Regions from separate parts of the Mus musculus genome. Here region 1 is linked to region 2. The links are chromatin loops, found by intact Hi-C in ENCODE. Cell type or tissue: heart. All regions are shown on one strand. Links, peaks and the distances in the headings refer to the core of each region. The heading gives the core; the rest is flanking DNA.

What was found. A loop is a pair of places that touch in the nucleus more often than their neighbours do. Peaks named below come from ENCODE experiments on the same cell type or tissue, not always from the same donor. Only the 100,000 strongest peaks of a DNase experiment are listed, where the experiment ranks them.
Region 1: a loop joins it to region 2, with 2.4 times the contacts of the local background. A loop is called at or near these places in 4 of 42 quality-filtered maps.

The regions. Positions count from the first base shown.
Region 1 is chr15:8,166,981-8,172,355 of GRCm38, forward strand. Cplane1 (ciliogenesis and planar polarity effector 1) reads left to right here and starts at 2,126. Exons shown (of 53, transcript NM_001162906.1): 1 at 2,126-2,509; 2 at 3,326-3,414; 3 at 4,713-4,841. The coding sequence starts at 4,761. It also overlaps the pseudogene Gm46494. In heart, for the core only: no CTCF peak of the experiment used is centred there; a DNase peak (open chromatin) is centred at 2,051; H3K4me3 peaks cover 1,685 bases; H3K27ac peaks cover 1,357 bases.
Region 2 is chr15:8,105,859-8,111,233 of GRCm38, forward strand. Nup155 (nucleoporin 155) reads left to right here and starts at 3,455. Exons shown (of 35, transcript NM_133227.3): 1 at 3,455-3,744. The coding sequence starts at 3,588. In heart, for the core only: a CTCF peak has its summit at 3,201; a DNase peak (open chromatin) is centred at 3,393; H3K4me3 peaks cover 2,552 bases; H3K27ac peaks cover 1,659 bases.

The DNA.
Region 1 (5,375 bases), core at 58-5,057, 61 kb after region 2:
TTGTTTTTTTTGAGACAGGGTTTCTCTGTGTAGCCCTGGCTGTCCTAGAACTCACTTTGTAGACCAGGCTGGCCTCAAACTCAGAAATCTGCCTGCCTCTGCCTCCCGAGTGCTGGGATTAAAGGCGTGCACCACCACGCCGGGCAAAGCTTTATATTCTTAAGTGAGTTGCATAGGCACAATGCCTAAGTGTAACAATATTAATTTCAAGTTTTGTAACAATATTCAAAGATTTATACGGATGGAAACCTTAAACCTATATCAATTTATAAATTCTGTACCAATATAAGGAATTATAACTTCAAGTTTGCATCAAATACAAAGATTTCTACCAATGTTAGATTATGGCTATGCAATGCTTTGTTTAAGAATAATTTTAGTAATCCATCCCATATATCTAACTTTCTATACTATCACTCTATCCTCTCTTTCCCTTTAACCTCCTTCCTTTTACCTCGGAAGGAAAGGAGAGAGGAGAGGAGAGGAAAGACAGAAAGCTCCAAGCCTAAGCCCTCTATTTAGTTTCCTCCCTATTCAAAATTATGACCATTTCCAAATTATCCCTTAAAATGATAGCCTACCTATAATTTATGAAATAACCATAATCGAGAGATAGGGATAGCAACTGTCCACAACTTCCTCCTGCTGAATTGGGTTGACAAATATTTTTAAGGGGTGGGAGGAGGAGGGAAAGTGGAAGAAGTGGTTAGGCTTAAGAAAGCTAGCACTAGCATCTGTTACCCAGTCGTTGTATACGTAGAAGGCTCAGGGCTTGACAGGTTCTGACTGGAGCTGTCTGAAAGGCTGGATGAACCTAATCCGTCTGGAACCTGGGGCTATTCCTGAAGCTGCTCTAGAAGCAAGTCTCTGGAGACAGCATCAGAAGGGAGGGGGCTGGAGCAGCAGCTCATTTCAGCGTCCATGCGGATGAACCTTGTCAGAGCTGCACATTCAGCAATACGTGAATCTTACAACCAACAGTTTAGTACTGTAAGATACCTGTGTGGATTGTGCAAAGTGCACAGATGAGTTAAGGTTGAACTTTTGCTCCTTGTTTGAGCAGGTAAAAGACGAGTATTCTTTTTATGAGTTAATTTGATCGATAACCAATTGTGATAAATCCTTCATGACATGTGAAGAATTCCATGACCAACACGATTTATTGTCTAATTTTAGCTGAAGTTTTGGCTAGAGACTTTTTTTTTTTTTTTTTGGTTTTTTGAGACAGGGTTTCTCTGTGTAGCCCTGGCTGTCCTGGAACTCACTCTGTAGACCAGGCTGGCCTCGAACTCAGAAATCCGCCTGCCTCTGCCTCCCAAGTGCTGGGATTAAAGGCGTGCCACCACTGCCCGGCAAGTTTTTGTTGTTGTTGTTGTTGGTTTTTGTTTGTTTGTTTGTTTATTTATCTATTATATGTGTGTGCACTGTTGTCTTCAGACACTCCAGAAGAGAGCATCAGATTTTTGTTATGGATGGTTGTGAGCTACCATGTGGTTGCAGGGATTTGAACTCAGGACCTTTGGAAGAGCAGTCGGTGCTCTTAACCGCTGAGCCATCTCACCAGCCCGTTGTTGTTGTTTTTTAACTTGTTATTTTATGAGTGTTTTGCCTACGTGTATGTATGTGCACCACCTTTGTAGCTGGTGCCCACAGAAGCCACAAAAGAGTGTCAGATGCCCTGGAACTGGAGTTACTCAGGGTTATGTCGTAGGTGCTGGGACTCTGAAATCGGGTCCTCCACAAAGGCAACAACTGCTCTTAACAGCGCAGATCTAAATGTTGGTTCTTAAGGCATTCTCATGCCAAGCTCCACGGAGAGCTCGGAAACTCAAAAGTCTTGCACGAGGGGAAGCCAGGGATGGATGGAGAGAGAAAGGACTACCGAGCTGAGGAGAGAGCAGGAGGGCAGGACAGACTCGGTGGAGGTAACCCACTCTGGCAGGCTTGCAGCGCTCTCCCAGAACCCCGGCGCAAAGCTGGCTACGCCGAGGAGGCGGGGCGGGCGGGGATCCGTCAGGTGCCCGCCCACGGAGCGGCATGGAGCATGCGCAGTGGGGCGGCCCCGCCCACGCGTCGCCTGGACACGGCTCTGGGGTGGCGGGCGCGGCCTCCTCCAGGGCTCAGCGGCTTCGCAGCCTCTGCGGTCCTCGGTGGGAGGTGGCGGCCTTGGGACCTTCCCCAGGGGCTCGGTCCCCGTGCCCCCCGCCTCCCAGGGTCTCCGGGCTAGCTGTGGGGACTTCCGTTTTCCTCGCGGCCGCCCGCCGTCCCGCCCAGGTCCTTCTTTGGGTCGCAGGCGTCCCCTCCCCGCCGTGGCCCCTCACACCTCCACAGGGGACCTCCGGGCAGGACTCTGCGGCCACAGCCACGAGGAAACCTCTGAGGAGACCCCAGCGGACGGCAGAGCAGTGAGGGATGGACGCGGGTTCCTAGCATCCTCCGTAGCACAAACCCCGCCCGGGACGTCAGCGATTTTCTTGAAATTGTATGCTCCGATTTGTTTGAAATAAAGGTACCTTTCCCCGGTTCCCGTAGACTGGGCAGATTACTCCTGTCATACATATATTTTTGCGCCATGGAGCGGATTTTTTTTAAAAATCAGTTCTTCCATCTGCAGTGTCTGTTGTGTAGTGCTTGGTCTATCCAGTAGCATCAGTGTTTTGAGAGGCTTTGCAGTATGCGTCAGAAAATGGTGTTTGCTGCATCCCAGGAGAGAGGTGATTGTTAGAATTCTAAGTGACGGGAGGTTGTACGTGATTCTGTAGCGCACCGTACTGAAATCTTGAAGTGGGTTTGCTGTCTTTCTATCTTTTATGCTTTACTTGAAAAAAAAAATATGTCTATCTTTTCCCAAACAAATCCTTTGCATAAATCTTTAAGTGTCTTTCACATCTAGAAGGACTCATTAGACAAAAAACATAATACAATTAATCCCTCAAAACCAAAACTAACAAGTTGCTGTCACCAGTAGAATCTAACGATGATTAACTCAGTCGTGCTGGGTTTTCTCCTGTTGCCTTTTATCAATTTTGCATTTAAAGTTGCATAATGTAATTAAATATGTATTTTAGATTAACCAGTTCCTTATGTTTTGCTGTACCTTATTTTTCTCTTTACATGTGCATATGTATAGTATTTAGGAATTATTAAACTACCTAGAAATAGCTTTTGATTTGAAGATGATTGCGTATATTAAATAGTCTTATATTCACTTGTCATACTCAGAATAATGCATATTTCTGGTAATGCTATTTTACATGAGTAGTCATCAAATTTAGGAAACTTGGCATTGAATAATATAGCATTTTTGTTTTGTTTTTTGATGCAGAATAAAATGCTTCATTTGGCCGCCTTGTGTGGTTAAATCATCCTTCATTTGGAACACCTGAGCTTCTGATTCTTCGCTGACACTGGTTGGTTAGTTTCATGTCCATTTATCACAAACCAGAATCATTTGGGAAGAACCTGAGTTGAAAAAAATGTCCCCCCCCCACCTCACGTGCCAAAACAGTGGTATGGCAGCTCTTTTCATTTTGAGGCAGGGTCGGGCTGGCCATAAATTCAGGTCTGGGCAGAGAAGCCTTGAATTTGGTCTTCCTGCCTCAGCCTCTGGAGTAGCTGCAACTTCATGTGCAGTAGCAACAGGACTGTGGAGGCTTCTTCAGGTGAGCTAGTTTGGACTTGCTCACAGCTGTGTGGGCTGACGGTCGTTTGCTTTACTTGGTGAGAGGAGTTTCATAAATGGTTACTCCAGGGATTTTTCTCCCCTTTTGTGATTTAGCCTTGGAAATTCATAGTGTCCCTTCCATTGTACTCTCTTGGCCAGAGTAATCCCACAGTCTACCTTAACGTCAAGGGAATCGGCAGAGCAGGAGGCTAGGGAATTTGCCGTTCTTTACTAAAATATAGTCAGCTACACTGAGAAATGCAGATCATATGAAACTATGTTTATGGCCACTGTCTGAGAAGTAGCGTATTAAGAAAGCAAATACATTTTGCCTCTGTTCAGGATGTGGATGAAATACAGAATGCAATTTCTTACCTTTTAAAAAGAGAGTTGTTGGGGCTGAAGAAGATGGCTCAGCAGTTATGAGAACTGGCTGTTCTTCGAGAAGACGTGGGTTCAATTCCCAGAACCCACATGGCAGCTCACAACTGTAACTCCAGCTCCAGGAGATCCAACAGCCTCACACAGACATACATGCAGGAAAGACACCAATTCACATAAAATAAAAATAAATAAATTTTTTTTAAAAAAAGAATTTTTATAGATGTATTAAAAGTTCTCCAACTTGTAAATTAACATGTTCAGTGTTACCATTTGACTTTCAGATGTCTCCCGTAGGCTCATTATCTTGATTGAATATTCTGTCTCCAGCTTGTGATACTGTTTTGAGAGGTTCTAGAAACTTAAAGAGTTTGGTCTGAGAACATAGGTCACTGGGGGTGCACCTTTGAAGGCTAATCCTGGTCCACTATCCCTACTCCCTCTGCTTTCTTTCTCCTGTGAGGCGAAGACTCTGCTCTTCCCTGTGCTCCTACAGCAGGGTATTCTGTGCAAACAGCCCACTGAGAGTTGGGCCTTCTGAAATGAAGCCACAGCAAATCTTTCCTCCCTTACTTAGGTGGTTTCCATCTGTTATTTTGTCAGTGTTGAGAAAACCTATCCTTTGTAAATATTTCAGGCTATTTGTTATTGCTGTTATTATTCACAGGATCTTGTGACTGGCTTTGCTTGATTGGTCATTGGTATCTCAACAAGCATGGAGATGAGATTAGAAGTTTTGACATCAACAAGTATCAAGCAGAAAAAACCCTGGCCCAGAGTATCCTGGTTGGGTCAAGTGAGTTTTCCTTTATTCAAATACTAAGTTAGGTTTGATATATGTTAAATATGTGCTTTTCCTGGTAAGATATAGGAATAGTCTGTGGCCTCAAAAAACATCAGAGTGTGTGTGTTAAAGTTACAATGTACAAGTTAGCATCTTCAGAAAATGAGGATGGGTATGGCAGGTGGGTGTGTCAGTTTTAATGTATACGTTAGCATTTACAGAGAATTGAGGCATCTATCTAGGTGAAAGCTTTTGTTTTCAATTTTTTTTCATCATATCAAGTTTCTTCATATCAAGGGAGTGTTGAATTTCTTATGCTTGCACTACCAAAACAGTGAAGTGTTTCCTAATATTGTGTCTTTTGTGAGTATGCTATAAAGTAACCTCAGTGCTGGGATAGGAGAGGTGGGCCATAAGGCATTAATAATCCAGGAGTGCCATTCACAAAATATGATATAGCACTCACACCTTAGAGTGGGGAAACCTACATAATCCCCTTACAATTATTTTTTAAAAATTATTTATTTGTTAATTATGTACAGTATT
Region 2 (5,375 bases), core at 177-5,176:
CGCATGAACACACATTCACACAGACACATAATAAAAATAAATCCTTGTTTTCAGATTAAATAAAAGATCCAAAGTATCTCTCCTTCAGCAGTCTGATTTCCTGAAAACAGATATAATTAACAGGGGTTAGCAGATGCTCAGGACAGCAGTATTAAGAAAAATAACAAAAATTTGGGAAGTCCAAGAATTTTTTTTTTAATTGAGGCTGGGTATGGCAGATGACAAGTGTAATCACAGCTACCCTGATCCTTGAGGGAGGGAGGGAGGAGGGCTGCAAATTTGAATCCTTTGTGGGCTACATTGTGAGTTGTTCAAGGTCAGTCTAAGCAATGTAGTAAAACCTAGTCTCACCACAAAAAGAAAAAAGAAAAGCCAGGCAGTGGTGGTGGAAGCTTTTAATCCCAGCACTTGGGAGGCAGAGGCAGGTGGATTTCTGAGTTCGAGGCCAGCCTGGTCTGCAGAGTGAGTGCCAGAAGAGTGGCCCACATCCATTACCATGGTTCCCTGATAACTTTTTTTTTTTTTTTTTATTATTATATGTAAGTACACTGTAGCTGTCTTCAGACACACCAGAAGAGGGAGTCAGATCTTGTTACGGATGGTTGTGAGCCACCATGTGGTTGCTGGGATTCGAACTCTGGACCTTCGGAAGAGCAGTCGGGTGCTCTTACCCACTGAGCCATCTCACCAGCCCCCCCCCTGATAACTTCTAACAGTAGTTAGAAATTGATTCCTGGTTCCAGAAACTGTTTCCAGGACAGCCAGGGCTATACAGAGAAACCCTGTCTCGAAAAGCCAAAATAAATAGATAGGTAAATAAATAAATAAATAAAGGCAAATCGTAACTGTTCTGGGCAGGTGGCTGCCTTGCCTACTAAAGTGTCTTTCTGTGGAAACAAAGCCTCTCTTCCCATTGCTCTCTATGCTACTGAATTCTGTATACACCCCATTAGAAAATCTACAACCAGCCCCATTATTATAGTACTTTTCATTTTCTGTTTATGAAAAAGTGTTGATCCCAAAGATGAAAGGACAAAGATCACCATGGCCAAATTAATTAAAGCAAGCAATTAATTAAAGCAAGCTATTTTATTCATGTACACTGGCTGCCTACCCCTCAGGACAGGTCAGCTTTGGATGTAAGGAAGACAAGGCTTTTTATAGTTTAGGGGTAAGCTGTTGGGTTTTTTGTTTTTGTTTTTTAACAAAATCTCAGCCGTTTGATTTTATCAATGAAGACTTGGGAGCCAGATGCTGGGGGGACAGCCTGCTAGTTCAGAGACCCAGAGAAAGCACCCAGTTGACCATCTTCCTCAGCTGATACTCCAGAAGCAATGCCCCTCTTTCTCCCACTCCCACTCAAAAGAACCTCCAGACAACTAAATGCTCCTCCCTTCTACTCCCTATGTGTCTCTGTCCTCCTGACTCCCTCTTACTCTCAAGACTTTTTTCTTAATAATCCTATGGTCACTTCCTGTCAACTGGCCGCTTGTTCTGCCTCCTGACCTATGGTTGATTTTATTTAACCCTGTTTACATTATTCAAGCAGAAAGCTGTTGAATTAAAAGTATATGTTTAGGCTGACCCATACCACAACTAAAACCAGGCTTTCCCAGTAAATAACACAATATCAGGGTTCATGGTGTGATCAAATATCCTGCAACAGTAGGGGGTTCACAAACGGGGGATTGGATGGACAGAGCAGGTTGGGTTATAGGAGAGGAACAGAGACAAAGACATGGTTGCAAGATGGGCATGACAAGGCGGTTATAACAAGGTAGGCATAGAACATTCTTGTTTCTTTGTTTGGGTTTTTCGAGACAGGGTTTCTCTGCATGACAGCTCTGACTGTCCTGGAACTTGCTTTGTAGACGGGGGCTGGCATTGAACTCACATTCGGCCTACGTCTGCCTGCTAAGTGCTGCGATTAAAAGCATGCACCATCAGCTCCTGGCCATGTAACCTTTTGAATCAAAGTAGGGTTGCAAGATGATTATAAACGACTTTTTGAAACAAAGACATGATTGCCATTCCTGGAACACTTGGTACAGAACCATTTGTAGTTAAGGCTGTGGGGAGCGGGGCATAGGCTAATCCCTGAGAAACAGAGGTTTGATTATAAACAGGCATGAACCTAGTTTGTTTTTTATTGTAAGCTGTCTTTTAAACGTAAGATGGAGGCAGGCTGATTCTTCGAAAGGTCTCAGTACATAGCCCAGTCTGGCTTCCAACTACAGGTGCCTGCCTCTATGCCTGGACCTTGAGAGGCATTTACTTTGTCTCTGTAAAAGTGTAGTAATTTGGTATTCCCAACAGCAGGCACGATTCCTGACACAGTACATACTCGGTTTCCTAGAATCAGACCATCTGTTGAATGCATCCATTATTTAATATCCTTGTGCTCTGAGATGAGAACAGATGGATCAGATGAGTGTTCTCCCAAGGCAACAAGGGAGAAAGGTATACAGCAAGAACAAACACTTTTTTCTTCTTTTTCTTGAGACAGACTCTCAAGTTTACTACAAACTTGCCACACAGCCGAGGATGAACTTATCCTCCTGCCTCCACTTCCTAAATCCGCTGGCAGGACCCATCACACAGTATCTCCCTTCCCGCCTCTGTTTGTTTTGAGTTAGGAACACATTCCGTAGCACGCTATCTGGAACTCACCAAATGACACAGTAATCCTTTTGCCGAAACCATAGGACGCGTATTAACAGGCATGAGACACCGTCCAACGCTGACCTCCAACCAAAAAATTTCGCAAAGCCACAAAGCCAATGACCCAGACACGCACATGGGAAAATTCAATAAATTCTTTCTTGGGGGCCGGGGGGGGGGGTGGTGGTTGAGACAGTGTTTCTCTGTGTAGCCCTGTCTGTCCTGGAACTCACTCTGTAGACCAGGCTGGCCTCGAACTCAGAAATCCGCCTGCCTCTGCCTCCCAAGTGCTGGGATTAAAGGCGTGCACCACCACCGCCCAGCAATCCAATGAATTCTTAATTCACCCCCATTATTTGAAACGCTGTGAGTTTCTGGCTCACAGGTAAACTTTCTGGAACTAGCGATCAATTTCTAACTACTGTTAGAAGTTATCAGGGAACCACGGTAATGGATGTGTGCCACTCTTCAGCCGTCGCCACATTCCAAACTGGGGGTGGGGCTCAAAGCAAAGAATCAGCACGCGCGATGTCACCACCGCACAGGCGACCGCAAGGGGACATCAACCCCACTCCAGCACCCGAAGTTCCTCTTCCCTCTCCCCCCCGCCCCGCCCCCAGTCCCCTCCCCTCTCCCGTATCCTCTTCCCTTCTCCTCCTCCCTTCCCTAGGCCATCTCCAAATTCAACTCTAGTCTCCTCCCTCACGCCTTCGCCAATGTCCGACACTCAACTGCTTCCTCTTCCCGTCCCAGAAGCGGCGTCTTCCAGTGCCGGGGAGGACGAACCGGAAGTGCGTCATGACCTGGCGCCCAGTTATTCGTTTTCCGCGCGCGTTCCGAGGAGCGGTTTTGGGCTCTCTTCGTTTTTCTCACGGTTCTCCACGGGTTTGGAGTGTTTCTATAAGGCGGTGGCCACGATTGCCGACATGCCATCGGTGCTGGGCTCTATGATGGTGGCCTCTACGTCGGCCGCCGCCTCCCTGCAGGAAGCTTTGGAAAACGCGGGGAGGCTTATCGATCGACAGTTGCAAGAAGACCGCATGTACCCGGACCTTTCTGAGCTGCTCATGGTGTCGGCCCCAAGTGAGTGATCGGTCCACTGGACGCTCTGTTTCCCCACCATAGGATTCTAGTCCGATTCCCCTGTCTTCTTCTCTGTACGTTGGTGCCCTCGTGAACATTCAGAGATTAGGGCTTGGTTTCTTGAAAACACGACAAACAGCAACCGACTTTTAGCTTTTATTGCTTATTTCTTCTTGTCTACACTTTATTTACTGTAGATACTCGAGGAGGTAAGAGCAAACTCATTAAGTCCAAATGAGAAGAATCCTCTGATCCAGATTCCATTTCTGTGCATTTTTTGCTTCGATAATGCTCGCTCAGAAAAGCAAGCGAGTTAATTTGGAAATCTGCCGCGTTCTCTCAGAGTCATGTCATACGTGTAGAGTTAGTATATTTGTGAGTGCCGGGACTAACTAGGAAAGAAATATAGGGGTCAGAAGGCTAACTGACAGGGAGAGCAGAACTAAGTTTATCTGCCAACAGAGGAGATAATTTGGAAGAATTTGCCTTAACTTTTAAAACTTGTTACCAGCTAAAGGTTTGTGGAGTTGCATTAGTTGCTACAAAATGTTTCTTGTGAAATGAAAGTTGGAGAAAAACAGAAATGTAACATGCAGGTGAGACTTGGTGAGAAAAAAAAATGGGTGGGAGTAACTTAAACAGAATAATCAATCAAAAGTAGCCCAAAGCACATGAGCAATGACTTGTAAAAATCTATTAAGAGATTTTTATTTTTTTAACCAGAAATACTGACAGCAGCCAGATAGTGGTTGTCCATTCCTTTAATCTCAGCATTTGGGAGGCTGAGGCAGGCGGATCTCTGTGGGTTCCAGGCTAGGCTGGTCTATAGAGGGTGCTCCACAGCTGCCAAAGCTACACAGAAAAACCTTTAATCCCAGCACTTGGGAGGCAGAGGGAGACGGATTTCTGAGTTCGAGGACAGCCAGGGCTATACAGAGAAACCCTGGGGGGGGGTGGGGTCGTTGAAAAACCCTGTCGTGGAAAACTGAAAAGAAAAATACCAGAAGCAAAGATAGTCTTTGTACTTGACAAGTATTAGCAAATGAGCTTGCCTTTTTTGGAGCAGGGTCCAAAATTTTATAAAAACTTGCTTGACCTATTAGCTGCTATTGTCTTCATATGTCCAACCCCCTCCCACCCCCGCTTTGCTTTCTGATCCTCTCAAATGTGTAATCTCTTTAATATACTTTCCTCCTCATACTAATCCCTTTCCCTTCTAGCATTTTCCCCCCTCTGCCTAACAGGCTCCTCCCAGACAAGTTTTCTCTGATAGCCCTGGCTGTCCTGGAACTCCGTCCGAGATCTGCCTTCCTCTGCCCCTGAAGTGCTGGGTTAAAGGCATGGACATGGAAGCCTGGTTCCATCCAGTTCTTAGTAAAAGACCCTAGTTCTAAGTCAGGCATGGTGCTACATGCTTTTAATTTCATGCTCTTGGAGACAGAGGCAGCGAGATCTCTTTGAGTTTGAGGTCAGTCCGAATACATAGTGAGTTCTGACCAGAACAATAAAGTGAGACCCTGCTCCAAAAAAGGGAAGTCTTTAGTTTCTTTGAAAATTTTCTTGACCACTCACATTGTCATTGTCAAAGAAGTTATTCTTCCCTTTTGTATTTCCACTTCATTTCCTATGTG